Linked DNA regions of Mus musculus: regions 2 and 3 are each linked to region 1. The links are chromatin loops, found by intact Hi-C in ENCODE. Cell type or tissue: left cerebral cortex. All regions are shown on one strand. Each heading gives the region's core, and the rest is flanking DNA. Links, peaks and the distances in the headings are about the cores only.

Region 1 (9,957 bases), core at 3,052-5,551:
GCTGACCTGGAACTCTGCTATGTAGGTCAGGCTAGCCTGAAACTCACATAGATACATCCACCTCTGCCTTATGAGTGCTGGGATTAAAGGCCTGCACCACCATACTTGGCTGAAAAGTGCTTGAAACCCATTTCCAGAATCATTTTTTTGTATTGCTTGGTATGGGGTGAAAGCTTTTAAGGGTTGGCTTCTAATTTCTTCCTTCCAGTCACTAGGAGGAACTGATTCCAGAGGTGGGAAGGAGGAAGCAAGCAGGCAAATCTTTCAAACAGGGTAAGGGACAGGAAAAAGCCTCCTGAGCTGGAGGGAAGGTTCGGAGGACCAGCTGTTGGTGGCGTCAGTCTGGATTCAGAAGACAGCATCCCTCTGTCCTTCTGTTACTGTCTCCAGCTGCTGAGCCCTTACTGTGTGCAGGCCCTGGGAATGCATGATGCAAGAGGCTGGGCCTTTGCATCTGGGGGCTGCAGTGCCTGCACGTGTGTATGTACGTGTGTGTCTGTGTGTGCATGTATGCCTATGTGTGCTTGTGTGCACATGTGTGCACGTGTACATTCGTGTGTGTTTGTGTGTGTATGTGTGTGTGTTGCTGGGTGGGGAATGAGCTAAGCAAGAGGGAGAGGCATTGCCCCAAGGGTTCTAGGATCAGCGAAAAGATCACAGATATTCTTGCCAGTCAGGTCAGAGATCAATTTTCAGAAGTGCAGACAGAGCAATGTGGTGTCTAGCAAGTGTCCTTTACTAGAATTGAGAGCCACACGATAGCCTGAGTTTATTGATTCTTTCCCCCTATCCATGTAGGTGTCCTAACCTGCTGAGCCATCACACTGGAAATAAGTTTTTTGTTTGTTGTTTTGAGATTCGGTCTCTTTCTGTATCCAAGGCTAGCCTCTAACTGTTAACCCTCCTGCTGGGATCCCAGGCCTGATTGGCTCCTTGCAGTTTCTGGTCTCAGTGTCAGGTCACAAGAGCCTTGACCCCATCCACAGATCAGTTGTCTCTATTCTCAGTTGATACTGGCTGAAAGTCTACACCAGGGCAGACACCACTGAGCTTAAAAGGGCTAGAGACACAAGGACATCCTCGGCCTCCTGTAGTTTATATTCCTGTACAATTCATGGTGTGTGAGACATGATGCTAAGGCAGTGGGAAGATGCAGGGATGACACAGTGAGCCATGTGGATCCTGAGGGAAGAGCCTGGCAGGCTGAAGGTGAAGCCAGTGCATAGCCCATGACTGGGAGGCTGGAGGAGTCACTGGGCTGCAGTGCAAAGATGGTGAAGGGCAGGAGGGGATGAGGTCAGAGAAGTTAGGCCGGGGAGCCTGAGGCCAGGCCCAGGGGATTGTAGAGGACAAGTGTGGAAGAGAGGTTAGGGCATCTCTGGAGGAGAAAGCCAGGTTTCGGTGCAGGAAGGAAGGAAGCAGCCAGTATGGGTGGGGTGGGAGTCACAGCACCTATGGGGCCTTGGGCTTTCAGCTTTGTTCATTATACATTCCTTTCCCATTATTCTTCCTGACCCAGTACACACTGGCTGTGGGCCCCACCTGGCTTTGGGCCTTGTTTTCCCATCTAGACAATGAGATTTGGATCTGTTGGTGTTCCGTGGCCTCCCAGATGACTTTTCCAGACCTCTCTCTTCATCCTGCTCCCTCTCCAGTTGAGTGTGCTGTTGCAAAGGGGCATAGGCATGAGGCAGGGGCAGCTAGTCCCACGGCAGGCCCCTCGCAGACTTTGGAGAGGGTTTGGATCTCAGCTTGGTGGTCCAGCTTTGAGAAGAGTCCCTTACTCCTTGTTTGGCCTGCCCTCTCCCTCTCTCTGGGCTTTGCTAGGGGACACTGGCTACACTCTGCTCTGGGTGGTCTTACTCACCTTCAGATGGAGACTTGCAGGCTGGGAAGTAGGAACAGCCTCCTCATGCTGATGCCCTTTATGTGAGGAGGCTGTGGCCAGCGGCTTTGACTCCACACCCACCTCTGCACTGACCTTGTAGTGGAAGGAGTAGGTCTTAGAGAGATTCCAGCCATCCCATATAATAAGGAGCGTGGGACACTTAAAAGCACAGGAAGCCACCAGCCTGGATCTGAGTCCTTGCTCTACCCTCACTAGCTCTATGACCTGAGGTAGAAGCTCCCACCTCATAGCCAGTGCTAGGAAGACAGGGTTCTTCCGGGCACAGGGGTCTTCACGCTTGCTGCCTTCACTCCACTATCATCCAGTCCTCTTACATTCAAGGATGCTAAGGGCCATGTGTCTAGGCACCCAAGGGTATGACCTCTGCTAGCTTTGGGCTTTATACTGTCAAATATACTATGCAACAAGAATATAAATAACATACAGGAACAATTAAATAACACACACACACACACACACACACACACACACACACACACACACACACACACACACTTCTCATGCCCTCACACAAAACAAGCCCTTATATATAGTCCCAGATGCTCGAGAGACTGAATCAAGAGGTTTGAAGGCAGCAGGGCAACATAGAAACATTTGTTTCAAAACAAAACAGCAAACCTCCCTCCTTACATTGAAAAGCCCAATGTTTCAAGTGTCCACTTCTGAAACCCTGACAGGCTGTTGAGACTCAGTGGGCCTCAGTTTGCTTACTTGTTAAATAAGGATGAGGCTCAGAGACAGAGGAGTTTCTGTGTTTACTACTATTATCATTTCCCTGTGATAGAACGGGCTGGGTAGTGTCTGCTAACCAGACACCTAGCTCCAGCTGAAGGGAAGGTCAGAGCAAAGGCTCATGGGTGTGAACCAAAGGTAGAGGAGAGGGCAAGGCTGGGAGAGCTGGAGGCACCATTGCCCTGGTCCTCTGGCCTGGCCTGTGCCCTGAATGGTTGACAGAGTGTTCTGGCACCATCCTAGTATCTCTTCTTTTCCATCCACTCTCCAGACATGACCTCGCCATCCTTTAAAAATCATGATGTACTAGCTCCCTAGCCCAGTCCTGTCTCCAGAGACTTCAGACTCCCATGTATGGCCTCCTAACAGGCAGACTGTCAGCTTTTTTAAAAAAGATTTTTATTTATTTTATGTATATGAGTGCTCTATCTGTATGTACACTTGCATGCCAGAAGAGGGCATCAGACCTGTTATAGATGGTTGTGAGCCACCATGTGGTTGTTGGGAATTGAACTCAGGACCTTTGGAAGAGCAGCCAGTGCTCTTAACCACTGAGCCATCTCTCCACAGCCCCAGACTGTCACCTCCAACGCCTCTTCTTCTCCTCAGTAAATGGCAAATTCAGTCTTTCAGCTGCTCTGGTGACAAACTTTGAAATCATCCCTGCCTCTTCTCTCTCACACATCCCACACTGCAGCTGTCAACAAATCCCTTAGGTATTATTATCTGCAAAACATATCCAGAATCCAGCCCCACCACACACCACAGACACTGCTGTCTCTCTTGGATGGCACTAGTGCGTGATAGCCTCATCTTAAGATGCTCGTCCTTGCAGTCTTAATATAGGGTCTGGATCCCTTATTTATTTTTATTACTTCAAATTTCCGTTTTTTGTATGTGGGTGGTGCATACCAGTGGAAGCCGGAGGGGCAGGGTCCCTCTGGAGCTGGAGGAGGTTGTGTGGGTGTTGATTTGGGTGCTGAAACTAAAGTTGGGTCTTCTGGAAGGACAATGGGTGCTCTTGAGTTAGATCTTACACATTACTCTACCCAAAGCTTTCCATTGGCCAGTAAAGCCTGAGCTGACCCCATTAAATCCCAGTATCTTTTGGACAGCTGCTCTTCCCTGTTACTGGCTCCCCCATGGCCTTTGGATCTTGCTGTTTCTCCACAGTTTATGGTAATGGCTCCGCAGCAGAGCCCTTTGCTGTGGCTTTCCCCCTCTGCCTGGAATAGTTTTCCTTTGGGTAGTTGCATGGTTTGCTTTCTCCCTGTGTCTATTTAACAACAAACAGAGAAAAGGATCAGCAAAGAAATGAAAACGTGGGCTGGCGAGATGGCTCAGTGGGTAAGAGCACCCGACTGCTCTTCCGAAGGTCCAGAGTTCAAATCCCAGCAACCACATGGTGGCTCACAACCATCCGTAACGAGATCTGACTCCCTCTTCTGGAGTGTCTGAAGACAGCTACAGTGTACTTACATATAATCAATAAATAAATCTTTAAAAAAAAAAAAAAGAAATGAAAACGTGACAAGAATATGGTTTGTAACTGCTACTAAAATGTTTGAACTTCCAGGCCCTGGTGGGGCACACCTTTGATCCCAGCATTCAGGAGGCAGAGGCAGGCAGATTTCTGAGTTCAAGGCCAGCCTGGTCTACAGAGTGAGTTCCAGGACAGCCTGGGCTACATACACAGAGAAACTGTCTCGAAAATAATGAAACAAAACAAAAAGGTTGAACTACAGTACTTTCAGGAGGATGGGTGAGTACACCCCACGCTCCGGCTTAGGGTTCTATACTGCTCTCTAGTGGCCACTCTAGAAATAAAGTCCTGTCTTCTGAGAGGTTCAGCTTGTTGTTTCATTTTCTTGTCCACTTCACAGGACCTGTTGGACCATCCTGCCCTACAGAGTTTTCAAAAGAGCTCTGTCCTGTGGGTCTGTGGGGAGCACACACGGTACCTAGTGAGATCCCAGATTCTCAGCTGTTCATGTGGAACCTTGGGAAAGTAACTTGACATACTTTCTGCAGCTTTGAGGAGTGAGAGATGAACGTGGTGGTCAAGCTTGGTGCCCATGAGGTGGTTATCTTGGTGACTGCTACAAAAGGTTCCTGGGAAAGGGTGGAGAGATGGACTTTAGACTCCTTTACTCGAAACTCTGCTGTGTTGGCACAGCAGGAGATCAAAGTGGGGTCAGTGAAAGCTCCAGCCTTGCCAGGGCCACCTGACCACAGCTCCATTTCTCCCCACCCCCATGCCACCTGCTGAGACTGTGCAGGTCTGGGCTGGTGGCTTAGCTGCTCTGATGCCCTGTGGCATGCCGACTCTCCACTTCCCCTTATGATGGCTTGGCACAGCACACAGGTGAGAATCATTGGCTCACTGGGAGGTAGCAGAATCTGCCCAGCACATGGGTAGGAACCATCACTCCCGCCCTATGGATGCTGAACCCGATACCCACTGTAGGCAAAGTGTCTGGGTCAGAGGAACCTGGTCACCTTGGTGTTCAGTTGGGCTCTCGGCCCCCACATCTCCTAAGTCTATTCGCCAGAAGAACAAGCTACAGGCTTCCTGGACCATAGGAAAGGAATTCCAAGTGAGTTCTACTCATGGAAGCTAGGGCCCCAGCTCACTCTTTGAAGACGTACCTTCTTCCTGACCCTCACCAGCCCTGATCCCTGATTGGGGTCACACAGTGTTATCCCAATGACTGTTTCTTTCAAGCTTGTAAGCTGAGGGACCAGAGTGGCTTCCAGAATTCCTGTGGAACCCTGGGTTCTAAAATGCCATGAGCGATGGTACAGAAGATGTATGCAGAGGCCATGTGCTGTGTGAGAACTTTCTCTTGGGTGTGGGCGACTAAGGTTAGGTCAGTGAAGACCGAGGTGCTGGCCTGGTCTGGTCATGTCTCTTTTAGAAGAGGAGTTGAGTTTCCCTTTCAGTCAGGAATTCAGAAGTCTAGCCGTATGGGAAGGGATCCTCAATACGGTCAGGCAGGACCCAGAGCTGTCTCTCACAGACCTGCCAGCAGGGAGGCTTCTCTTCAGCTGTACACAAAGCATCTCTCTGTTCACTTGGACGGCCCTAAGGTTGAAAGGAGCCAGCCATGCTGGACAGTGAAATTACTAAGAACTCAGTCTCTGGAACTCTCCGACCCATAGACTAGTGAAGAAGACCCATGAGAAGCCTTCAATGGGGCCTGGGCTCCTCTTGGGGACAAGAGAGAAACAAGCTTCCTGGTGAGCCTTGGCTTATGATCCTACTTCCCTGACCCGAATTTCTGCCTTAGAGGCAGCCCCACCATCTCAGCTGAGCTACTTCTGTAGCCTCCTGGGCTTCTTGCCTCAAAGCAGCCTTCGCGTTCTCCCCCACACACTTCTGCCTGAGGTCAGGGGGACAAGTCTATGATGACATTCAGACCTTTCTCTTTTTAATTTTACGATGGCTTGGGAAGGCAGAACTTTTTAAAAAAATGTTACATTTTAAAATTTTAATAAAATTTAAATTAATACATTTTATTATTTTATTTTGCTGTATGAGAGTATCAGATGCCCTGCAACAGGAGTTACAGACAGTTGTGAGCTGTCATCTGTGTGTTGGAGATTGAACCCTGGGTCCCCTAGAAGAGCAGCCAGTGCTCTTATCTGCTGAGTCATCTCTGCTGATACAGCCTTGCTGCCTGCTTTTGCCTATGGCCTCATGACTCAGAAGCTAGTCGCCGTCTATCAGCCTCAGGCCTCAGCACTAGCTCTCCTTTGTCTCTCACCAGATGTCATTGTATCCACGACTAGTGTAGACAAAAGACACACTCTTCCCAGACCTGAGTGTTGTGCTCACAGACGCTGCATCTCTGATGCCCAGGTTGTGACTCCTGTAACCCTCACATCCCAGGCCAAGCAGGAAGGCCCCACTCTACCAATTGGCGGTGCTAGAATTCCCTGGGCTCTGATCCTCAGCTCAGAAGTCAGAGTTCCCTTTCTTGCATGCACAAATCACCCTCTCAGACCCTGGACGACAGCTGTTGACTTCCTGTTCTGTGTGAGGCCACAGACCCTGTACTGAACAGGCCCAAGAGACTGACTCTGCTCTTCCCATCACTTGTCTCCTGTCACCTGTCCCTGCTGCCATGTCCCCGTAATTTCCATGGAGACTGGTTTTTCCTTTAGCCTTCCGTGTCTCTCAGCTGGGTTTGGTGAGAGCCTGCAATGCCAGCACTTAGGCTGAGGAAGGACTGTCGAGGGTTTAAGATCTGAACGGCTTAAGCAACTTAGCGAGATCCTGTCTCAATAAACAAAATACAAGTAAAAATTAAGTGCCTTGTTTAATGATTTCAAGTTTTGGGAGGCTCAAAGTTTATTTTAAAGCAAAAAGAAGCCAGGTGGTAGTGGCGCATGCCTTTAATCCCAGCACTCAGGAGGCATAGGCTGGTGGATCTCTCTGAGTTTGAGGCTAGCCTGGTCTACAGGAGCGAGCTCCAGGGCAGCTAGGGCTACACAGAGAAACCCTATCTTGAAAAAACAAACCAAAACCAAAAGACAACAACAAAGATAAGTCCAGCCTATGGAGAAGAGGGGCCACACAGATGGGCACAGTGGAGACTGAAGAAGGCCTACAGTAGGATGCTTGGCGTAAACTCTGGACTGTCCACATACTTTGAATATTTGAACAGTGGTTCAGAGCTCAGATGCAGAGAGAGTCAGCATGGCTGCTGAAAGCCTAGGAAAAAAGCAACCCAGTACCGCTGTCTATGCGAGAGTCTCTACCAACCACAGAGGACTTAGGGCTACAGTGGACATGGTCATAGACCCACATTGTGAACATGGCGAGAGAGCTGGTCCCAAGTTCTTACCATTATGAGAGACAGTTAAACTGTCCCGGGGTAGGCTTGGTGACATGCTGAAAGAATGCCAGGGATTTGAGAAAACGGAACTCTATAAAGCAACCTAACCAGTCTAGAGACATCCGGGAGCTTTTGGATAAGATGGGTAGGTTTAAGACACACGATTGCAGACATAGTTTTACCAATGGTCAGGGCTTCACGTCTTTCCTCATGAGGAAGGTGAGGCCCACCAGAACAAATGGGACAACCAGACTATGGCTAGGTGCCACAAAGTCAGTTTGGGATAAAAATTCTGATTTATCCAAATAAAAGCTGATACTCCCCCAATCTCTTAGTAATCACAGTGATATGTGAGGAGCCTCTTCAAACACATGATTAAAAATCCAGTGGCCACACAGCCAGAGGTCTGTGGACAGGCCCAGACAGGGGGTTCTGACACACTCATGCTTTGGCTGTATCAGGACAAGACAGCACGTGTGCTGGGGTTCTGCCAGGCAGGAGGAACGAGCATGATTTATCTGCTGGCAAATGAGTCTCCTCCAATACACAGAATCATTCTTTTATATAAATCTATCTATCTTCTCAATCCTGGACATCAAAGTAGTCAATCACGGCCTCCTTCACTATCTTCTGTAAAGTACTGCTCCCGGGAGCCCTGCAAGGAAAGCAAAGACGATGAGCCTTTCTCTACAGGGAGATAAACCTGGGTCTTCAGGGAATTAAGGCTTCAAGTGTGTCTGATGCCCCGTCAATGTGTACTGGACACCATGCCGTAAGACAAGCCCCAGGAGGCCAGCGATGGCAGCTGAAGCCCAGCAGTTTACCCCAGCTCCTCTGCCGGCACAAGCTCAATGAGAAAGCAGCTAAGAATCCTTACTTGTCTGCCTGGTGTCGGTGATGAGGAATTGGTGGTGGCGGCCGTGTCTGTGTCTCCCTTTCAATCACACTGGTCAGCGTGGTAGGAGGACAAACAGACTTCCCTCTGTGGGGAGTAAAGCAGAGTGCTAAGATGAGAGAATCCTGAGCAGAAACAGCAGAGCCAGAAACCCGGCATTTGCTCGGGCAATGCTGCCATCGCCGCTACTGCCGCCAAGCACACCCACTACCACCTGTCTCAAGTGTGGCCAACCTGCATCCCACTTTGTTTGTCTACCCCCCGCCTCGCCCCCTGCAGCCCACCTCCTCCAACGCCACCCTTCACTATTTTTCACTGAGAAGTTCTCCCAACACCCTCAGGTTCTGATGGTGATTCTAGGTCCTTCCAGGCCCTTCCTCATACCGCCACCTCCATTTTCTCTGATGACAACATGGAGTCAGACAGAGTCCACCATTTTTTCTGTCTCCACCATGCCATGATTAGAGCCAGGGAGGTCAGCGGGAGAAGCAGGAGACAGGTGCAGGAGCACAGAGGAGCAGGCATTCTGCTCCGCCTGCAGAGGGACAACTCCATCGTCTGCCGTGGATCGGGGCCTTTGTGAGACTTGGGTACTAGGGTGCACCTGCCCTGCGCAGAGGTGTGCGCTCTGCTCTCTGCTTGGATCTTTAGGTAATGGTAAAAAGGCTATTCCACAGAAGTATAGATTTCCCTTCCGTTCCTCCAGGAGGAGAGGAAATAATAAAAGCACACAGTGACTCCCAGTGTCTTGCCTGTCCTGCTGAAGAGCTAGCCCTCCCTGTGACAGCAAGATCAACCCACCTGACGGCAGTGACCACGACATTGCGCTTTGGTTCGCTGTCATAGCTTATGCTCTCCAGGCCATAAACCTGGGCCAGGTCATGGATGATTCGGCGGTGGTCTCTGTTCATGGGGGGGAAGCAGTGGCTTTTCTTGTTATTCTTGCCCTGGTTGGAAGGAGAGAAGACTGATCATTTCCATGCCCTGGGATCAGAACAAGCTCAGGACTCCTCCTCACACCACAAGAACGCAGCTGTCTGAGGACGGCTGACTTTTACTTATGCTTTCCTGTTTGCGTCTGTGTCATTATTACTGCGCACTGTGCGCGTCAGATGATGGTGTTAGCGGTTGGTTCTATCCTTTCGCTGTGGGTTCCTGGGATGAAACTAAAGTTGTCAGCCTTGTGGAGTCATCTCGTGAGCCTGTGACTGAATTTCAGAGGTTCACTGAGTGTGAGCCTGGGATCTGACACACTCCAAACTTATAATGCACAGGCAGATGGACAGGGTTACAAACAGGAGAAGGTGGTGGAGCTGAGGGAGGCGTAGTAGGCGAGGGAAAGAGTGGGAAGGTAACCATCGGTAGATACAGCCCTGAGAGCCACTTAAACCTCAACCCAGTGGCTGGACACGGAGCCAAAGCTGTACTGGCTTCTTCTTCTTCTTCTTCTTCTTCTTCTTCTTCTTCTTCTTCTTCTTCTTCTTCTTCTTATTATTATTATTATTATTATTATTATTATTATTATTATTATTATTATTATATTGAGAATCTTACTGTGCAGCCCAGGTTATCCTGGAACT
Region 2 (9,957 bases), core at 2,316-4,815, 150 kb after region 1:
TAGTTTGATATATTTTAATTCAATCTTTCTTGCTAATTAATAAATCATATAATCTATGCTTGTTTTTTAAAAAAGATATATTTATTTTTTTTATGTATGTGAGTACACTGTAGCTGTACAGATAGTTGTGAGCCTTCATGTGGTTGCTGGGAATTGTATTTTTAGGACTTTTGCTCGCTCTGGTTAGCCCCGGTTAGCTCAGTCCCTGCTTGCTTTGGCCCAAAGATTTATTTATTATTATACATAAATACCCTGTAGCTGACTTCAGACACACCAGAAGAGGGCATCAGGTCTCATTACTGGTGGTTGTGAGCCACCATGTGGTTGCTGGGATTTGAACTCAGGACCTTCGGAAGAGCGGTTAGTGCTCTTACCGGCGGAGCCATCTTTCCAGCCCTATGCTTGCTTTTATTGTCTGATTTATTAATCAATCATAGGCTGAGAGAGTTGAATTAAAATTACCTACTGTTAGGCTGTGGTGGCACACACTTTTGTTCCCAACACTTGGGGGCAGAAGCAGGGTGATCTCTGAATTTGAGACCAGCCTGGTCTATACAGAGTTACAGGACAATCAGAGCTACACAGAGAAACCCTGTCTCGGAAAAAAAAAAAAAAATCAAACCACACCAAAAAACCTCCTACGGCTTTAATCCCAGCACTCTGGAAGCAGGTGGATCTCTGGTCTACAAAGTGAGTCCAGGACAGCCAGGGTTCTGTTATACAAAGAAACCTGTCTCAAAAAACCAACAAAACAGCCGGGCATGGTGGCACACGCCTTTAATCCCAGCATTTGGGAGGCAGAGACAGGCGGATTTCTGAGTTTGAGGCCAGCCTGGTCTACAGAGTGAGTTCTAGGACATCCAGGGCTATACAGAGAAACCCTGTCTCGAAAAAACAAAACAAAACAAAAAAACAAAACAAAACAAAACAAAAAAACCCAAAAACCCCAAAACAACAACAACAAAACAAAACAACTCCCTAGTTCTGGGGTTGGAGAGACGGGGCTCAGCAGTTAAGAGTGTGAACGCTCTCCAGAGGATCCTGGTTCTGGAGGATCGAGGTTCAATTCTTAGTGCAGGCTGGGTGGCCTACAATCTGTCTGACCTCTCTGGCTTCCATGGCACCTGCTCTCACAGGGACACACACACATACACACACACACACACAACTAAATACAACGAAAATAAACTTCCTATGCCCAGTTGTGTTTCTGGTCTCGACTCCCTGCCTTTCCTGTCATTGTCAGTTTATGCTATATTTTTCATGCATAGATATTTATGACAGAACTTCATTTAGCATTCACCCTTTTTCATCATGAAGTCTTTTTGTCTTTTCTAGGTCGTGTGTGTGTGTGTGTGTATGTGTGTGTGTGTGTGTGTGTGTGTGTGTGTTAACCTTGTCTGGTAATAGTATTGCAACCCTGTTTTTCTCATTGCTTCTATTTTAAGTGTAGCTTCTTTTTTTTTAATTTTTAATTTTTATTTATTTTTCACCTGAGGAACACTGTTGTACAAGAATCTCCTGCACACTGTACTAGCTGGGTTTAGTTTGGAACTCTCCACTGTTTCTCAAGACTGGGATTATTGAGTCAAAAGTAAAGGAAGCTCTTCTCAGCCCTTGACCTCCTCCACCAAATAACTTGTTTTTCACAGGTTGCATGCGCGCTGTCCTGACACCAGCTGTTTAGAAGCAACCGTTTCTGCATCGCTGCCAGAATGGCTATTATACCACTGGCTGCTTACATTTTTAATAGATGAAGATGGGGCCTAATTGTCCACCCCACCCCCAGCTTTGTCACTCTCCAGTCTATGTTAAGAGAGAAGAAAGATGATCTCAAAATGAAATGCTCTGTTTTGGGTATCCCAGTGAGCTTGATGCTGGGTGGTGATGTTTTTAATTCCTGGTTGCTGTGGAGAAGCCAGATCAACCTCTTCCCATAGGCTCTTCCACCTAATCTTTGGATTTTCCTGGGAGAAATTACCTCTGTCCCTTTATTTCTGATGGGAAGCCCAGGCTCCTGGCAGCCATGTTTCCAGCCCCACAGTGAAGCCATTGCAAGAAGCCTGAAGTGTGGAGGGAAGGAGACATTCACAGAAGGAAGAGAGCAGGACCCTGCTAGAATCTCTGATTGTAGCTATCCAGAAATGTTATCTCAGGAAACAATACACAGCCAGTCCCGCCCCCTCCCCAGCTCAGTTTGGCTTTCTGTCTGTTGCAACTCAGAAAGAGCTTTTAGCATACTTCCTAAGGCACCAAGGACGGTCCACAGTGCAGTCTCCCATTAGACAACCGCCTCTCCAAAAACTCAAAAAGCTCTGGGATGTGCTTCTCTGACCCATACGGAAGGATGGCAACTCAAAAGCAGCCAGATCAAGACGCATATATCTCCTTCACACACATGTGTTTCCCCATACACACGATGGTCACACCAAGACTCAGGCCTGGGGAGAAGTCTTTGCCAGTCAGGATGCCATCCCAGACATTTGCGCCGATCTCTGTACACCCACGGCCCTTTTCCTTCACTGCCCTAGTCAGCAATTTCGCTGATATATAATGAACACTTGCCAAGAATCATGTCAGCCCGGAGGCCCCAGGAGAGTCAGCAAACAGCCTGTGCTGTCAAGGAAGCTACAGTGCCAAGACTGTGAGGCCGTCAGAAGACCGCTCTGACTGAAGCGGTGGGACGAATGCTCAACAGATGTTTTTGTCAAGGGCTGCAGTTGCTCACAGGCTTTGTCCCTTGTTGCCTGAGACAGTTGTCTGGCTGGTTGTCCAGCCTGTGCCACATGCCATTGCCAGAATGGCTTCCTGAACACAGCTGTGTTAGCCCCCCTCTCTCTCCCCACAGGCTGAGGCCAAATTCCTCAGCCTTAACAAAAAATGTGATTCCAGATAACTCCTTAGCGCCCTTTCTTAGCCACATCACCCACTGTTCCCCATCCACAAACCTTCCAGAGTCATCAGCCCACATTCTTCGTTACTCCAATCAGCACTTCCACCCCGCCCCCACCGTCATGGCTCCTCCCACCCCTTTCTTCCTCATATCTTTCACATCTCCTACACGTCTCGGTTGTACACACCTCCTAAGGTGTTAGGATAGCAGATTGATTTTCTTCTCATACGATGTCTCTGATAGTCTGACTGGAGAGTTATATGGAAAAAGAATCCCATGAACGTGACCTCAAGTGAAAAAGAAAAGGGTTCCCTCTGCAGTTTGCCATGGGTGTGAGATTGGGAGTGCATGTGAGCGTAGCTTAGCTATAAGAACACTTGATAGCATTCGTGAGGTCCCAGGGTCCACTACCAGCACAGCAAAATAAGTAGATTTTTTTAAAAAGTTGGGAGGGGGACGTTTAAAATGGGTGCGCGGGTAAAGGCACTGAATGCCAAGCTGGACAACTTGAGTTCCATCTCTAGAACTCACAAGGTAGGAAAACAGAACGATTCCCACAGTTGCCTTCTGAGTTCAGCATCTGCATTGTGTTATGCAGGCCCACACTTGTACACACATGCGTGTAAATAAGTAAATGTGGCCAACAAATTGAAAGTAATAAATAAAAATCAAATGAAAGACAGTAAAAATATAAAAATAAAAAATAAAGCATTGTGTGTATAGGGAAACAACACCCTGCTCCAAAGCCAGTCTAATATCACCTGTCCCCACGAAACCTCCCTAACTCCTCCAAGTGAAATTGCTCTAATCTGTTTCTAAACTTTCATAACGCAGTCTCTGTGCTCCAGCACAGATGGCACCCGCCTTCTCACAGGTGCGTGTGGTTTTCTGCGTATGAGAGACAGATGGTATCCTGTGGGGTACGTGACAGTGTGTTTACTGACAAGTCGGAACTCTGTGAAACCTCGCTTGTTCTTCCACAGGACAGACTCACAGCTGCAGGGCTGCATAGCTGCACAGATGCTTCAAGGTCTGGCTTCACACCCACCGGGTGTTTGTCCAGCAGACTCTGAGGATGGTGTTCCTGTGACGGTGCGTGCGTGCGTGCGTGCGTGCGTGCGTGCGTGCGTGCGTGCGTGTGATGCCTTCATCTATTGTTCTCCACTGTGGTTTTTGAGACAGGGTCTCTTACTGAACCTGGAGCTTGCCTTTTGGGCTCACTGGCTGGCTAGAAAACCCTAAGGGGCCATCTTGCCTCCACCTCATGCCTTTCAGCTCTGAGGTTACACACACATGCCATGCCCCAGCTGGAGACAAGCGCTGTGCTCATGAAGCAAGCGTTTTACCCATTGTGCCATCTTTTCAGCCCACCTCTTCCTCCCTCCCTTCTTCCTTCCCTTCTTACCCCTTCCCTTTCTCTCTCTCTCTCTCTCTCTCTCTCTCTCTCTCTCTCTCTCTCTCTCTTTCTCTCTCTCTCTCTCCTTTCTCTTCCTAAGACAGAGTTTCACTATGCAGTCCTGGCTGGCCTAGATCTCCATATGTAGACCAGGCTAGCTTTGAAGTTACAGAAATCTGCCTGCCTTTGTCTCCTACAGGCTAGGATTAAAAATAGGTGCCACTATTGGCCTGGAGTGGTGTGGTGGCACACGCCTTTAATCCCAGCACTTGAGAGGCAGAGGCAGGTGGATGTCTAAGTTCGAGGCCAGCCTGGTCTACAGAGTGAGTGCCAGGACAGCCAGGGCTGCACAGAGAAACCCTGTCTCAATAAAACCAAATACATAAATGTCACCACACCCGGCACCAAGTTGGCCTCCAATTTGTGACCTTTCTGCCTTCAGCCTCCCAAGTGCTGGGGATTACAGGTCTGTGCCATGATGCCCAACCCTCTTTTCAAAGCCAAAATCATTCACTTCCTGCATGGTTACTTCTGTCCATCATGTTATTTGTGATATTCTTGTGGTCTGTAACTGGCAGCTGAGCTCCCAGCCTCTTTTATCTACCCCTCCCTTCAGGAAACCATTGTCCTGTCTCATTAGTGGTCAGCTCGGTGCTCAACAAGATAGTACCCTGCCTTGCAGCCAATGGCTTATAGAGAATTGGGTTAAACAAGCCTGGGGACTCATGTGTGGCCCCTAAGGAAGAACAGAGTGATTGTAAGGGATTGTGATGGAAGGCCTGTGTGCGTGTGCATGTGTGTGTGTGTGTGGGGGGGGGGGGGTATGTGGGTGTGGCAGGATGGGGCTCGATGGCATAGGCACATCTACGTGCTGAATTTGCTCTTCCTCTGCATCCCCGTACCCTCTTACACGTCCAGCCTGTGACTTCCACAGCTGCAAGCTCTGTGCTCTTCAGATCAGGGACCTACACTAATAGAAAGCATTTCAATAGCCTTCCATACACCTCACCCTACCCCACACTCATCCCACACATGCACAAACAAGAGCTTAGCATTTATTATCCTCCCACACCTGGGATCTGGCCGCTGGACTCCCTTGAATTTCCCTGACTGCATTCATACCCAGGACCTTGGACCTAGGAAACCAGCCAGACGCTGCATGGGGCCCCCTGGTTTCCTGTCTCCAGGACGATGGGGTGGTCACCATGGTCACCTGTGATGCCCTTAAATTACTACAGGGGCTATAAAATCACTGGCTAGGTCACTAAGGCTGCTCTGCCTTTCTGTCCTTGGCCCTGCCCTACACACATCCCCCACCTTCCCTCCCTGCTTGCAAACATATTGAGGCTGCCAGACTCAGCGGTAGAATCTTACAGCCTTTTTGGCAGGAGCCTGGCTGGCTCCCGAGAGCAGGCTGGAGAGAAATATAGTGGATCACATTTCTTCGGCTTGTACCAAATATTATTCAGATGTAGTTTTGTCAGACACACACAAATTGCTCATCCAACAAACACAGAAGGGCTAATCCCAGGGCATTTATCAGAGTCGGGGGGTGGAAAGCCTAGAGAAAGAATAGCCACAAGAGGCCTTTGAGGCCTGGCCAGGTAAGGTAGGCCTGAGGGGAGATGGTGAGACCTGTGTGTATTCCTGGGGTTTTTATTCCACAGAGGGCCTGAAACCTGGTACCAGGGCTTTGGAACCCGCTGTCATCGTGGCATTCAAAGCCTGCCCTGGTGTGTACACTTCCCAGTGATGAATTGCAACGGAGAAATCCACACGGGCCAAGCTGCCTTTGTAGGTAGACAGACCTCACCCCAGGTAACAATGGTCAGGTAGAATAGCTGGTTGTAAGGACTTTGTGAGCTACCACTGCGAAACACCAACTGCATTTATGCCTTTTGTAACCTCTCAGAGCTCCCAGTCTCTCTTCAGCTCTGGCCGGCAGGTGTGAACACGGGCAGCTAGGCAAGCAGGTTAAGGGACTGGGTCTACACAACAGCAGGGGGCAGAGACATGAGGTCTTTTGTCATGCTTCAGTTTCTTGCCAGCTCCTTTCTGCTGAGGCCTTCTGACAGGCTCTGGGAGCTTTCCCCTCCAGAGACTCAGCCCAGAAATGAGAGAAACCAGGCCTTATTCTTAGACCCAACATCTGCAGCCAGAGAGAGCAAGATAAGATGAAGCCTCTGGAGACAGCCTGTGTCCTCTCATGGCCTTGCAACAGGGTCTGCCTCACTGCTGGCATCTTGACATGTACTATGGGGGGAGGGGGGGAGAGGAAGGGGGAGGGCTCTCCTGGAAGGAGGAGGCAGTGACTACAGCAAGGTAAGCAAATGAAAATGATTGCTTGGCTAGACATGGTGGTGCATTCATTTAATCCTGCCACTCTGCAGATGGAGGCAGACAGAACTCTTGTGAGTTTGAAGCCAGCCCTGTCTGTCTAGAAAGTTCCGGGTTAGCCAAAGCTGCATTTTGAGAACCTTGTTTTAAAGACAAGCAAACAAAAAAGAAACAATACCAAAAACCTACAACCACTGCAACAAAAATAATTGCCGACATGTATATTGTTGAAATATCTTAAGGTTTATATAACCTTTGGCAGCAATAAAGCAGAGACCACTGTGGCCTGCAGATCTGGGGGAGGCAAGGGGTATCCTGGTACAGCTGGGTCTGGCCCAATCAGGAAGGCCTGGAGGGATTCCCAAGGTTGTTTCTACAGGACAGGTGTGGGTATACTGTTCTTATTACTTTTTAGAAAGAAAAGATAGGTTTTAGTCATTGTTTTACTGCCATGAAGAGACACCATGGCCAAGAGAACACTTATTGAGAAAGCGTTTAATCGGGGGTGGCTTACAGTTTCAGAGGCTAAGTCCATTATCATCGTGGTGGGGAAGGTGTGGGGTACTCATGGTGCTGGAGGGGTAGTTAAGAGCTATATCCTAATCTACAGGCCAAGAAGGACACTAGGCTTGGCTTCTTAAACCTTAAAACCTACCTTTGGTGACACCACTTCATCTAACAATGTCATATCTTCCAATCCTTTCAAATAGTGGCAGTTCCCAGTGACTAAGCATTCAAATATATGAGTCTATGGAAGCCTTCTCATCCAAACCACCTTGGGTACTGAAAGGCCTGAGGATAGGATTTAGTGTGGTGCAGTATTCACCCTAAGGGTGTGAATCCCAGGGCTTAGTCTTCAGCGCTGTAAAACAAAGCAGAATTATGTCCAAATAAGGCTCTGAGAAGCGAAATCGTTTGTTCAACTGAGGTCAGCCAAGTTCTGATGTAAGGGTTCTGACTCCATGCTCTTTTTAACCTTCCTTCCTCCCCACTAACCCTCATTTGTTTGTTTGTTCATTTGGTTGGTTGGCTTTGGTTTTTGGAGACAGAGTTCCTCTGTGAAGCCTTGGCTTTCCTGGAGCTTACTCTTTATAGACCAGGCTGGCTTCAAACTCACAGAGATCTGCCTGCCTCTACCTCCTGAGTGCTGGGATTAAAGGGATGTGCCATCAGCACCCTCTGAGATGTGATTGTTCATAATGTGGGCTGGTCTCAGACTCTCTACACACCCTAGCATGGAAGAATCTACGCTGTTCTTAGTCTGACTATGCTATACCCACTCTATTGTTACAAACTTCTGGAGAGATGCAGTAGATTCAGGAATCAGTTTAAAACTATTCAGAGGGGCTAGAGATTTAGCCCAGTCAAAGAACAACTGCCTAGCATGTGTAGGCAGATATGTTTAGTTCCTAACACTACAGAAATTCCCAGTTATGTGACAATGCTTCAAACATCGGGTTTGGGATTTTGGTGGCTTTGAGCTTAGAATGATTCTTTTTAGGGAACAATATTCAGGCAGGTTTCTACTGACACCCTCAAGCTATTGTAATCACCTTAGTTTTCCTGATTCAGAGAAGGAAATGGGATGTTGGGCTTTCTCCCTTAAACCAAAACAAATTGATTATCTGTCTGAGGTGGAAAAGTCTTGAGCTTTCAGCTTAGGTAAGCTTCACCACCCCCCACACACCTGCCTCAGTATAGGGACTCAGAAGGTGAAATATTGATTATAGATGATACGCAGAGCACCAGCCCCTTGGGAATAGCTCTTTAACGATACTTGGGAGAGCCAGGCTATAAGCAACTGCATGTGGCAACAAGGTCCCCAGAGCTTGATGAAAACCTAGGTGCCTTTTAGTGTGCCTGGTGTTAAATCCAGCAAAGCTGCTGGGAGTTACCAGTGGGGACTGCCCACCGGAGGTCAGAAGAAACCCGGCAACACTCTAAAGAAAGGCTAGAAACAGGTGTAGTACTCTTTGTCTGTGGAAAGGAGCATGGCCTAGCAACTGTCTTTCCTGGTGTCTGAACCTTTACTCCTGCCAGGAATTTGCTCCCACATTCTCACCCAAGGGACCCATGTTGATGTGTGCTTTTAGGCCTGATCCATTTCTCCTCAGAATTTGTTCCCATTTGTGAGATTCTATCTATTTATCATTCTCTTTGGATTTGAAGATTTGAAACTCCCCAATACAACACCTGTGACATTTTAATACAAGGAGATTATATATAATGTGTGTGTGGTGCTAGGATTCAAACCCAGGATCTCGCCCCTGCTGGGCAAGCACTCTACCTTTGTGCTCTCCGTTTATCCTGGAGATTGGGTTCTGAAGCACAAAAACCCATGGTCAGAAAGGTTGCTAGGCCTCAAGAAGAAAAGGGGGAAAGGAGCAAGTAAGGCCCAGGAAAACAGGCCAGGGCCTCTCTTCCTTCTCATGCCCACTTAGCTTTGTGGTCTGCTTCTGCCTCTCAGCTTTCTCTGCTCCTCTGCACACTGGCAGAAGAGGCCTCTACAGGACCATCCACACTGGCTATCCTGAATTTCAGATCCAAATACTCAGTATCGAAGTATTGACCATCTGATTGGGCTAGCTTGGATTAGATACTCTGCCCTGGTATAATCAGTTGTAGTTAGGAGGTGAGGTGAGGTGAAAAAAGGAGAGAGGGGAGGAGGGAAGGAGAAGCGGGAGGGGCAGATAGACAGACAGAAACAGATAAAGACAGAAAACTACCAAGACCGTTCCTTGGAAGAGAGAAAGTTTTAAGAGATCTGCATGTGTCCTGAATTTCAGGACATGATGACTCTGTCACAGTTCCTAGAACTTCTACATAACTGTGCCTTCACTTCTCAGAATGTCTCCATTGTCTCTTGGGTGTCAGTGACTGAACCCAGCAGGGCCTTGTGCACAGCCAAGGAAGTGTCCTGCTACTCAGCGCCAGCTTCTTCCCAGAAATCAGCGTTTCCTTGTGTCTCCTTCAGTGCTTGGTCCAGTGTTAGTCTCACTTTGGGATACTCTATGGGTTAGTTTGGGTAGTTGCTTCCTTGTGTCTCCTTCAGTGCTTGGTCCAGTGCTAGTCTCACTTTGAAATACTCTATGGGTTAGTTTGGGTAGTTGGTATAAGCTCTTCAGCACGCTGGTTCTTAAACCGGGCGGTGCATTACCTAGAGAACGCTGGCATTTTCTTCTCTGTTTTATGGTTTAGAGCCTTGTAACTTTTGATACACACAGACACACAGCATTTGTGTCACCTAAGTGGTGTTAGTAGGGCAGAATTCCATCTTATAATCCCAGCACTTGTGAGGCTAAGGCCGGGGAAATCTCAAGTTTGAGGTTAG
Region 3 (9,957 bases), core at 7,429-9,928, 140 kb after region 1:
ATCTCATTAGAGGTGAAAATTCTTTGCTTCACTTAGATCAGAATCAGAAAATTGGTTTTGTTTTGTTTTAAACAGGGTCTCACTTTATAGACTTGGCTGGCCTGGAACTTTCTATGTAGACCAGGCTAGCCTCAAAGTTACAAAGATCTGCCTCCCAAGAGCTAGGATTAAAGATGTGTTCTACCACACCTGGTCGGAACTGAACCAGCAATCTGAATTTTAACAAACCTTCTGGATGATTTTAACAAACCTTCTGAACGTTTGAGAAGACTGTAGTGAACTAATAAATGACCATTACACTGAGCCTTAAACATCTATGGCTTTTGGTTTTGATTTTGATTTTTAAGTCTGTGTAGCCCAGGCTGTTCTGAACTTCACTCTGTAGACCGGGCCTGCCTCTGCCTCCCGAGTGCTAGGATTAAAGGTGTGTGCCACCATGTCCAAGAGCAGTTCTGTCTGGTTTAGAGAATACTTCTTGGAGAAGGGGATATCTGCCAGGAAAGCTTCCAGGCATTTAAACAGAAAACTATACATCCCAAAGCACATGGTACCACATCGGTCTGCGTCCTGAGTGAGTCCCTGTGGTTAGCTAAGCTGGCATGAGGTGGGCGTGTGGGCAGGGGTCTGGATGCCAGGTGTTAAACAGGGAGTGTCTGTGTATCTCACCCTCACCCTACCTCCAGCTTCTGCTCTTCCTACCTCGAGTCAGAGTTCCCTGCATTCACTTCCAAGCCCCATCTTCCCATCTTCCCGGTGCTATCTGTCCTGAATCTCCGTCATTCTTTCTTTGTGGGTGAGACAGCCCAGCTGCTGGTCCAACCCTACTCCAGCTTCACCTGGTGGAGTCCATTGATGTCTGCTCTGCCCGGACATGTCTGGGTTGTAGCTTTGAAGCTTGCCAGGGCCACGGGTATCTGGGGAAAGGCCAGGATGCTGGGGTTCTCCCAGGGAACGTTGCCAGGACACCCAGTAGCTCATTGATATGGAACTTCCAGGGCTTCAGAAACAGTTGCTTTCTTGGAGACATCCAGCTCTAGAAGAAAGTGACATCAGAGGCCAGGCTCTACTTGGTACTCCCTACCACAAGTGTGCTAGTGGGGACACACACACACACACACACACACACACACACACACACACGTACGCACGTACACACATATACACAAAAATAAACTAAATCTTACTTTTTTTTTTTTTAAGAAAGAGGAGATGGAGGCCATCAGAGAGCCACCTCCATCAGTATTTGATCTGACTCTACCTCCTAGCTACCTAAGGGCTGTCCATCACCCTGAGCTTTGTTTTAAAGATCAAGGGTTGGGCCACTCGCAGCAGCACACACCTTTGATCCTGGCACTCAGGAGGCAGAGGCAAGTGGATCTGTGTGAGGCCAGTGTGGCTAGCCAGAATAAGACCTTGTCTCAAAAACAACAACAACAAAGATTGAGAGTTGTGTTTTGATGGGGCTCCTGGTATTGGGACATGGGGTGGGGGAAGCACGTGAACATGTCCCGCGGGTGTGAGTTTATTTATTTTTAATTTTCTGGTTGTTCTGTTGATGGAACCCTGGGCCTGGTGGACAATAATAGGCAAACCCCTTTCACTGAGCTCAGTCCCCAACTTAGAATTCCTTTTTGTGGCTCAGTCCTCCATGGAGGCTGCAATATTCCAGAGTATGGAGACCTCGTGGGGTAAGAGCTGAGATGAGGGTAAACCCTGCCTAGACTCTCTGACCTGTGACCCTCACTCTCCCCAGATGACCAAGCCACTAAAACCTGACAATCTGGTCCAGTGACTGGTCAGTGCCAGGCTCCAGTGAGGACGCTTATCTCCTCCTAAGCTGGGAACTAGATTGTTACTGTGAAACCTCACCAGGGCTCAGCAGCTCAGGGCAAGTCCTCCCCACAGGCTCATGCTGCCATTCTGCTCCCATACCTGTGGTGTAAAGCTGAGCCATTGCCATCTGCAGTTTCCTACAGGTGACCAACCTTTGTCTAATTTTGCACTGTGAGGAGCTGGGATGGCTTTCCGGCATTGACTGGATCAGCACTTTTATCACAGAGTCAGAGGGAGGAGGTGTGAGCAGAGAGGAAAAGAGACTGATCAGGAAAATGGGCCACAGGCATGAGTAACAGCAGCAAGCGAAAGAGCTTCTAGGTTAAAAGAGAAACCAGGACACATGGAGTGGGCTTGCCTCCTCTCCAGAGCACAGACTGTGGTCTGCCTTGACGTTGTTACCACACATGCGCTGAGGCTGCTGAATGTGTTGGTTCCAGACCTGGGATTCAGTTATAGCTGAGAGCAGAGGATGGAGGGATGGGGCAGAGGAGACCACCTAGATCATGCTGGTGTCCTGAGAGGCAGTTTGCGGTAGATGGCCAGCAGGTGAAGGTAAGCCAGACAGCCCAAGTTTGATTCCCAGAACACGTGTTAGGTAGAAGGAGAAAACAGACTCCAGAGAGTTAGCCTCTGCCTGCCGCATGTGTGCCATCTTCCCCTCGCCCGCAAAAAACACACACACACACATACACACACACACACACACACACACACACTCAGACACACAATCATACACATACACATAGAGACACACACATAGAGACACACAAACACTCAGACACACACACATAGAGACACACACATACACATCACACACACACACACACACACACACACACACACACACATGAAAGAATCCAGAGTGGAAGCAGTTAGAAGCAGCCCTCTGGGCTGAGCTTGAACCATGCTTCAGCTTCCACTCTTTCAGAGAGAGAGAGAGAGAGAGAGAGAGAGAGAGAGAGAGAGAGAGAGAGAGGTGTTTCCTGTTCCAGTTCTCCCACACTCCCTGTTTCTGACTCAGCGTCCGTGTTTCAGGGCAGTGAAGGCCAAGGTCACCAGATGTGCTGCAACACTGGACAGTGTTGAATAACACAGACCATCCTCTCGCTGGATCTGTCCCTGGAAGCAGAAAAATATTATGAAGAGCCTCCTGAAGCAGGCAGTCTTTGCTGCCTCTTGGCCTTCACTGTCTTCTTTGGGGTTGGTTTGAGAGTAGAAGCTGGAAGATTCACCACAAGTGCACCAGTGCTGAATGAGATGCCGGACAGGGAGTTCACGGCTGGCTACCTGCCGTTACCACAGGTCCTGCGGCTGCAGCTGATGACCCCTTGCTTTCTCACAGGTCTCTTGCCTTTCTGCCCTCTGCCACCCAGTGCCTCAGCCAAGAGGCCTTATCAGATTCGAGTCTCTTGGCCTCGGCCTTTCCAGACTCTAGGACTATAAGAAATCAATCTGTGTACTTTATAAATGACTCAGTCCCAGGTACAGATGGAGAGGAGCTTGCAGAACAGTCAATTATATGAGTTCAATTACATCGCGTTCAGACACCAGCGAGCTGCTGCCAAACGCCTCTGGCTCTTCTCTGGTACTTTGCACAGTTCCACATGCTCAGGGGCCACTTCTCTGAAGGCACGAACACATAAGCTTTGCCCCAGGCTCTGTCTTCTAGAGATTGGCCCAGAACAACCTTCCAAGAGCCTCTCTTTCCCTGAAACAATTGTTCCTCGAGGAACTAAGGTTCTTGGAAATACCGTGCTGGCCACCTTTGCTAGTTAAGTTCCTCAGATTCTCCATGTCCAAGACTGAATTAGTCTTTTCCTTTTTTCTTTACATCTTCCTTTGTTGGCCTTCTCTGGCTTACTGACTAGCATCCCATCTGCCTATCACCTATGTGATCTGGATGTCTTTTAAGAAAATATCTTTGAGGTATTGTATTGGTATGTAGCTCCACCACTTCCTACCTGAGTGTCTCTTCCCACCTCTGGGGTCTCATGTAACCTGGGCTGGTTTTGAACTTACTATGTAGCTGTGGGTGACCTTGACTTCCTCTTGCTTTTGCCGTCCCCAGTTACTGGGTATCATTCGAGTCACCTTCCTCCTCTCCTCTGACAACCCTCCCTCCTCTCCTCTGATATCCCTCCCTCCCTCCTTCTCACCTGACTCACTAACAATTATTCATTTTTTGTTAAAAAGGCATTGTACTAGCAAAGGCTTGGAGGCTCGCTCACATCTGTAATCTCAGCATTTAGGAAGTTGGGGCAGGACGATTGCCATGAGTTTCAGGCCAGCCTGGTCTACATAGTGAGTTTCAGAGCAGCCTGGGCTAAAGAGTGAGATCCTGTCTCAAAAGAAAAACAAATAGGCCAGGCGGTGGTGGCACACACCTTTAATCCCAGCACTTGGGAGGCAGAGGCAGGTGGATCTCTGTGATTTCTAGTCCAGCCTGCTTTACAGCGTAAGCTCCAGGACAGTCAGGACTATACAGAGAAACCCTGTCTCAAAAAACAAACAAACAAACAAACAAACAAACAACAACCATGGAACTGGAGTAAGTTTAAAGGAACTTGGGGGAACTCAAAAGACAACAAATAAATACAAATAAAACATTAAAAATTTATTTTTCATGTCTTTGGAGGCTAGTAGCCTGACATCAAGATATGGAGGTAGGGTGAGAGGCTGGAGAAATGGCTCATCAGTTAAGAACACTGCCTGCTCTTCTAGAGGACCTGGCTTCTATTCCCAGTACCCATGTGGTTGCTCATAACTCTCTGTAACTCCAGTTTCAGGGGATCTGCTTCGTTTTTCTCATCTTGACAGTCACCAGGAACACACCAAGCATCATGCAGGCAAAACACTCATACACATAAAATAAAAATAAATGTAAAAGTATCATCAGGGACCCTTCCGTGGGGTGCCCAGGTCTTGGGCTGCATGAGAAGGGGGTGCAGGCTGAACCCCAGCAGTTGTCTAAGTTTCCTGATTCCCAACGACACACTGCTCCATGCTTCTCCTCACGAGCCTTCTTTGCCACGAAAGACTGTAACTGGAAACTGGATCAGAAAAGAAACTTCCATGTGCACAGGGCTGTTAAAGGAAGGCCAACTCAAGTGGGATCCAATGAAGTTTTAAATGAATGGACACTCCTTTCCTATCTCTGAGAAGAAAAATATAGACCAATAGAACCAAGAGCCAAAGCCACAGACACTCAGTGTGCAGGGTGTGGGAGGAAAACACTCTAGAGAAAGGGAGTGGAGAGAGAGAGCCTGAGAGATGAAGCTTCTTGTAGGGAAAGCTGCTGAGAACGAGGTGTAACCAGTGTGGCCCAATAAAAGAACAACACTAATGTAACTTCAGGCACACTCTGAGGTATTTTGATGGACAGAATGGGTTGTTAAATAATACAATGGAGTAAGCTAATGTGAAGGATGGAACATTAAAAATAAAATACCAGCAGGGTTGGCTCCTTCTAACTCCTGGACACCCAGGAACATTTAGTGCCTTGAATCACTGCCACTCCAGTTTATGATTCCTTTGTCCTGTGGCTTCTCCTTGTGCGTCTCTGTGTATCTTCGTGGCCAGAACACTCTGAGGAGCTCTCATTTCAACTTGAAAGTAATTGCATGTGTACTGACCCTATTTCCAAGTAAAGTCACTGCTTGAGGTTTTGTGAGGTAGGAGCTCAACATGTCTTTTATTTTAAAACTTTGTGTGGGTGTGGACAAAATTCAACCCACAATAGGGAGAAAATGATCTGATTTTACATCACATTCAAGAGCTGCTTTGATCTAATTAGCCTTATTTTTCCTTAGAGAAGGAGACACAAGCTGGTGAACCAGAAATAAATTCATCTTCCAGGCATGTTCGTCAAGCCAGAGTCCTTTCCATTCCCCTGTGTTGTATGCTAGCCACTTTACAAAACCGCATTGTCTTTCTGGATGGAAGGAATTTGCATTCGTGACATTTTGCTTAGAACTAATGGCCTTGGGAAAGTGCTTTGCCATTTTATTTGTTTAGCCCCAGAACTATCCTGAGGCCCAGAAGAGTATGCTCCCATTTCACTGATCCAGACAGAAAGGGTGGGAAGGGGTTCTGGGATTACAGACTGAAAGTAGTGGAGCCAGGACTCCAACCGAAGTCTAGCCTCCAGTCCTGACACTAATGCTAAGAGACTCGTGCTTCTCTCTCCTTTCCCCAGGTATTTAAAATACTACCTTTTAAATTAGTTAGACTCTCCTCTTCTCCAGTGTAGTGAAAACACTAATATTCTTGAGGCTAAGAAACTACAATGCAGGCACATGCCCAAAGAGAAACCTCTACAGATGTTTCCTCCAGAGAGAAGAGAGCACAACGTGTTGTCTACACTGCAAATGTCTGCTTTTGACCTTGGCTAAATTTTCTTGTCCAAGTAAGGAGAAAGAGGAGGGGAGGAGGCAGAGAAGGGAAAGGCATGAGAGACAGATGAAGCTAGCCGGTGAGGCTGGTCCCGGGGACTCCTCTGCAGCTACTCCTGGGTCCTTAAGCCAGCTCCAAAGCTGTGCTCAGCCTTAATCTTTGTCCTCTGAGCAAAAGGAAATTTTTTTTTTGTCGTCTTTATGAACCTGAGGCCTGTCTTTGGGAGAGAGAGGACCGAGGTTTATGTTTGTCTTCTCAGTTGCCTTTAGGTCAAAATGACCACCGTGGCAAAGTGTGTGGCAAAGTGTGCTCCGCCTCGCACAGTAGGCTCTCACAGCTTTGACTTTACTCAGTAATTTTCTTAGGAATTCTAGACAAAATATTTTTGGAGGTGGTGGGGTGCTGGGCTGTCAACTCCATTACAAAATAGGTTAGTATTCTTTCCCTGAGCTACCTTCCAGTCTCTGTTCAGCTTTTAAATTTAATATTTTTTTTGGAGACGAGATCTCACTATGTAGCTTTAGTTGGCCTGGAACTTCCTGTATAGACCAGGTTGGCCTTGAACTCAGAGATATTTGTCTACCTCTGCCCCTTAAATGCTGGGATTAAAGTTATGTACAATGCCTGGTTCACCGTAAAACAATTTTTGTGTGTATAGGTGTTTTGCCTGGCCTATATGTCTGTCTGTCTACCACTTGTATGACTTGTGCCTACATAAGCCAGGAAAGGGTGTTGGATCCCTTGGAACTAGAGTTACAGATGGTCGTGAGTCAGCATGGGTGTGGGGAATTGAATCTGGGCCCTTTGGAAGAGCAACCAGGGCTTTTGTTCCCTGAGTCTTCTCTCCAGCCTCCTTCTTCAAACTTTTAATTGTGTGTTCTTGTTCAGAAGGACTAGAATGTGCTAATGTCATATATATGATGAGTGTGTATGTGTGCACCACACATACATACACATATGTGATATATATTTACGGCGAGAGAGGCTTGGATAAAGAGGTGCCTGGTCTTGTGTATGGCAACATTCTCTTGCGGAATAGGAATGGGAATGGGGGAGTACTTGTTACTTGGAGTGCTCACTGGAGTGACTCCCTACGATGGCTGGCTGATCAGGACATGTGCAGGAGGAAAAAGGGTGGTTGCCTTCCATATTCCAAATGCAGTTGCCCAATAAACTACTCCCAGGAATGGCCCCAGGCCCTCCTCCCTGTGCCCTTAGCTCTGGCGTGGGAGGCCTTAACTGCTACTTTGTAGCTTTTTTTCTTTTTCTCAGCTGCTATCATTTTTTTTCTGTATTTACTTTTGGTGCTAAATGTAGAGCACTTCTCTTTCATAAACTCTTTCACACGCCCCCTTCCTTCCCACACGATAAATATCCACTTGTGTCCTTTTACAATTTTTATGATTTCATGTTTTACATGCAAATCTTTATGCCATCTGGAATTTAGTCTAATTCTAGCCAGGACTGGGCTCCAAATTAATTATATTCCTAAGGGCGAGGTTTTCATGTGTGGGCTTCTTAAGTATGGCTCAATTCTCAGAGCTCCATAAAAGCTTCAAAGTCAAGAATGGAGAAGTTACACTCTAACTCAACCAGCTCTTAAGCTATGTTCCATTACCACTCAGTCTGAGACTCTGGCACCCTCCGAGTGCTTCTGGGGAGAAGCTCTGGATGTTTGCATAGGAGGGCTGAGGTGGAGATGAAGCTTACAGAGAACTCTCTGGAGAAGCCAAACACTCGCTGTGTTCCTGCCACCAGGCACCGCCTCCTAGAACGCAGGACCCAGCCTTGCAAGCAGCACCACTGGCCCCTGGTGCCACTCCTTAATTGCATTTTCTTGCTTTAGTTCTCTGAGCCCTTCCTTCACTGGTCCAGCTCTGAACTGTGACTGCTTAGACACTCTCAACAGACAGATAACTCTAGAGAAATGTATTTGACTTTGTTTTTTGATACAGGGTCTCATATATCCCATAGCTTAAAACTTGTTGTGTAGTTGAGGCTGGCTTTGAACACTCTTTAAAAAGTCTTTTTTTTTTTTTAAAATAGTTTATTGATTTTAATTTTATGTGTATAAGGGTTTGCCTACCTGTATGTCTATACACCAAATGCATGCAGTGGCTGTAGAGGCCAGAAGACAGGGCCTGATTCCCTGCAACTAGAGTTATAGAGGGTTGTGAGCCACCACGGGAGTGATGGGAACCTGAGCTGGGTCCTCTGGAAGAGCAGCAGTGATCGTAACTGGTGAGCCGACTCTCCAGCCTTGGCTTTGACTCTTAAGCCTTTGCTTCCACCTCCCAAGTGCTGGGATTACAGGTGTGGGCTCTGACCGTTAAACGCAACACACACCGTTTCATTTGATTTAAGAACAAGAACAGCAACAGAAAAACCCAGCTGGCATTATTGGTTCCATTTCTCAAATGATGAAACTGAGTTTCAGAGAGGGGAAATGATTTACTTAGAGGTAACAAAGAGGAAGCCCCCACTCAGAAGCCTAGGTGCAAAGGGTTAACTTTGGTGGAAAGAACCTCTCTGTTGGTTGGCTTCCTCTACTCTTTGAAGCTAGTTAGTGGGGTTGAGTGGGGTTTTCAATTTGAAACTGCTTTCTTTGTTTTGAGATTTATTTTAAATCCTGCGTATATGTGTGTAGCTGTGCGTGGCGTGTGCACACTGGACGCAGCTGCCAGCACAGCTCAGAAGAGGGTGTCAGAACCCGTGGGGCTGGAGTTACAGGCATCTGTGAGCTGCTGCTGTACGTGGGTGCTGGGGAACAAACTCAGATCTTCCGGAAGAGCAGTCAGTGCTCTAACTACTGATCGGTTTCAGCAGCCCAGGATGGGCATTGCCAAGTCAGGTCTCCTACCGTTTGATGTAGTTTCTTCCGTTTGTAATGCCCACCTCAGCCCTTCGGCTCTAGGGCAATGGCTTTCCTTACAGGCATCCGCCAATGTCCAGTTTCCTTGCCTTTGCCTCTTCCTGCCCTGGGAATTCCTCCAGGGCTCTGTCTTCCTCCAGGCTGTTGCTTCATGAAGGGAGAGATGAACTCAACACCCTCCTTTATTTTTACTCTCCAGGGCCTGGCCATGCTTGTCTGTCTTAGCATAGTTTGTATTACTTTAACAAAGCACCAACGGCTGAGACTGACCATGCCATGGTTTGTTTAGTTCTTAAGGTTCAAGAGCATGACACCACCAGCATGTATTTGGCTCTGGGGAGGGCGGATGGTACCACAGCAAAAGGAATGGGCAGGAACCATGGGACACGAGGAAGAGGCAAGCGACATCTGTGGAATAGTTCTCAGGGCCTGTGATGTAGCTAGCATGAATATGGCCCTAGGACCCAGTCGCATTGGCTCCCCCACCCCAAAGTAAGAAAGAACCAGGGATTCAGGGAAGGGGTCAGTCAGCCTTGCTTACTCTTGTTGGGGCATGGTGCCAGCATCAGGAAGCTGTAGCCAGAGGAATGCAAGTTCAAGTTCAGCCTTAGCTATATAGTAAGACCTTGTCTCAAACCAATGGCTGTAGATATGATAAGTGGTAGAATACTGGTCTAGCATGCACAAGGCTCTGGGTTCCATCCCAGCACAAGGGAGAGTGCAGGGTGTGGGGTGTACAACTCTTTTCTCAGGGGAACTGATCAAGTCCCACCACTGAAGTTTCATCCCCACAGAGGTCATCAACTCCCTGGAGCCAGACTTAGTTAGGCCTTAGCAGGCTCCACCTAGTCTGCCTC

Evidence for each region. Hi-C counts contacts between places; a loop is a spot of excess contacts. Peaks named below come from ENCODE experiments on the same cell type or tissue, not always from the same donor. Only the 100,000 strongest peaks of a DNase experiment are listed, where the experiment ranks them.
Region 2: a loop joins it to region 1, with 15 times the contacts of the local background. A loop is called at or near these places in 4 of 42 quality-filtered maps.
Region 3: a loop joins it to region 1, with 30 times the contacts of the local background. A loop is called at or near these places in 4 of 42 quality-filtered maps.

What each region holds. Positions count from the first base shown.
Region 1 is chr4:41,022,981-41,032,937 of GRCm38, reverse strand. It overlaps Nfx1 (nuclear transcription factor, X-box binding 1), which reads right to left. Exons shown (of 24, transcript NM_023739.3): 22 at 9,179-9,324; 23 at 8,360-8,464; 24 at 6,946-8,137. The coding sequence ends at 8,065. Among named protein-coding and RNA genes, the nearest start is that of Aqp7, 20 kb to the left of the region's middle. In left cerebral cortex, for the core only: CTCF peaks have their summits at 3,069 (motif pointing right) and 4,449 (motif pointing left); DNase peaks (open chromatin) are centred at 3,336, 4,386 and 4,955; H3K27ac peaks cover 420 bases.
Region 2 is chr4:40,869,949-40,879,905 of GRCm38, reverse strand. Gm34289 (a long non-coding RNA gene) reads right to left here and starts at 7,487. Exons shown (of 4, transcript XR_001784553.1): 1 at 7,282-7,487. In left cerebral cortex, for the core only: no CTCF peak of the experiment used is centred there; DNase peaks (open chromatin) are centred at 2,503, 2,669, 2,932 and 3,795.
Region 3 is chr4:40,882,368-40,892,324 of GRCm38, reverse strand. Gm34289 (a long non-coding RNA gene) reads right to left here. Exons shown (of 4, transcript XR_001784553.1): 2 at 2,854-2,955; 3 at 837-1,033. Among named protein-coding and RNA genes, the nearest start is that of Gm34289, 15 kb to the right of the region's middle. In left cerebral cortex, for the core only: no CTCF peak of the experiment used is centred there; DNase peaks (open chromatin) are centred at 7,620 and 8,943; H3K27ac peaks cover 407 bases.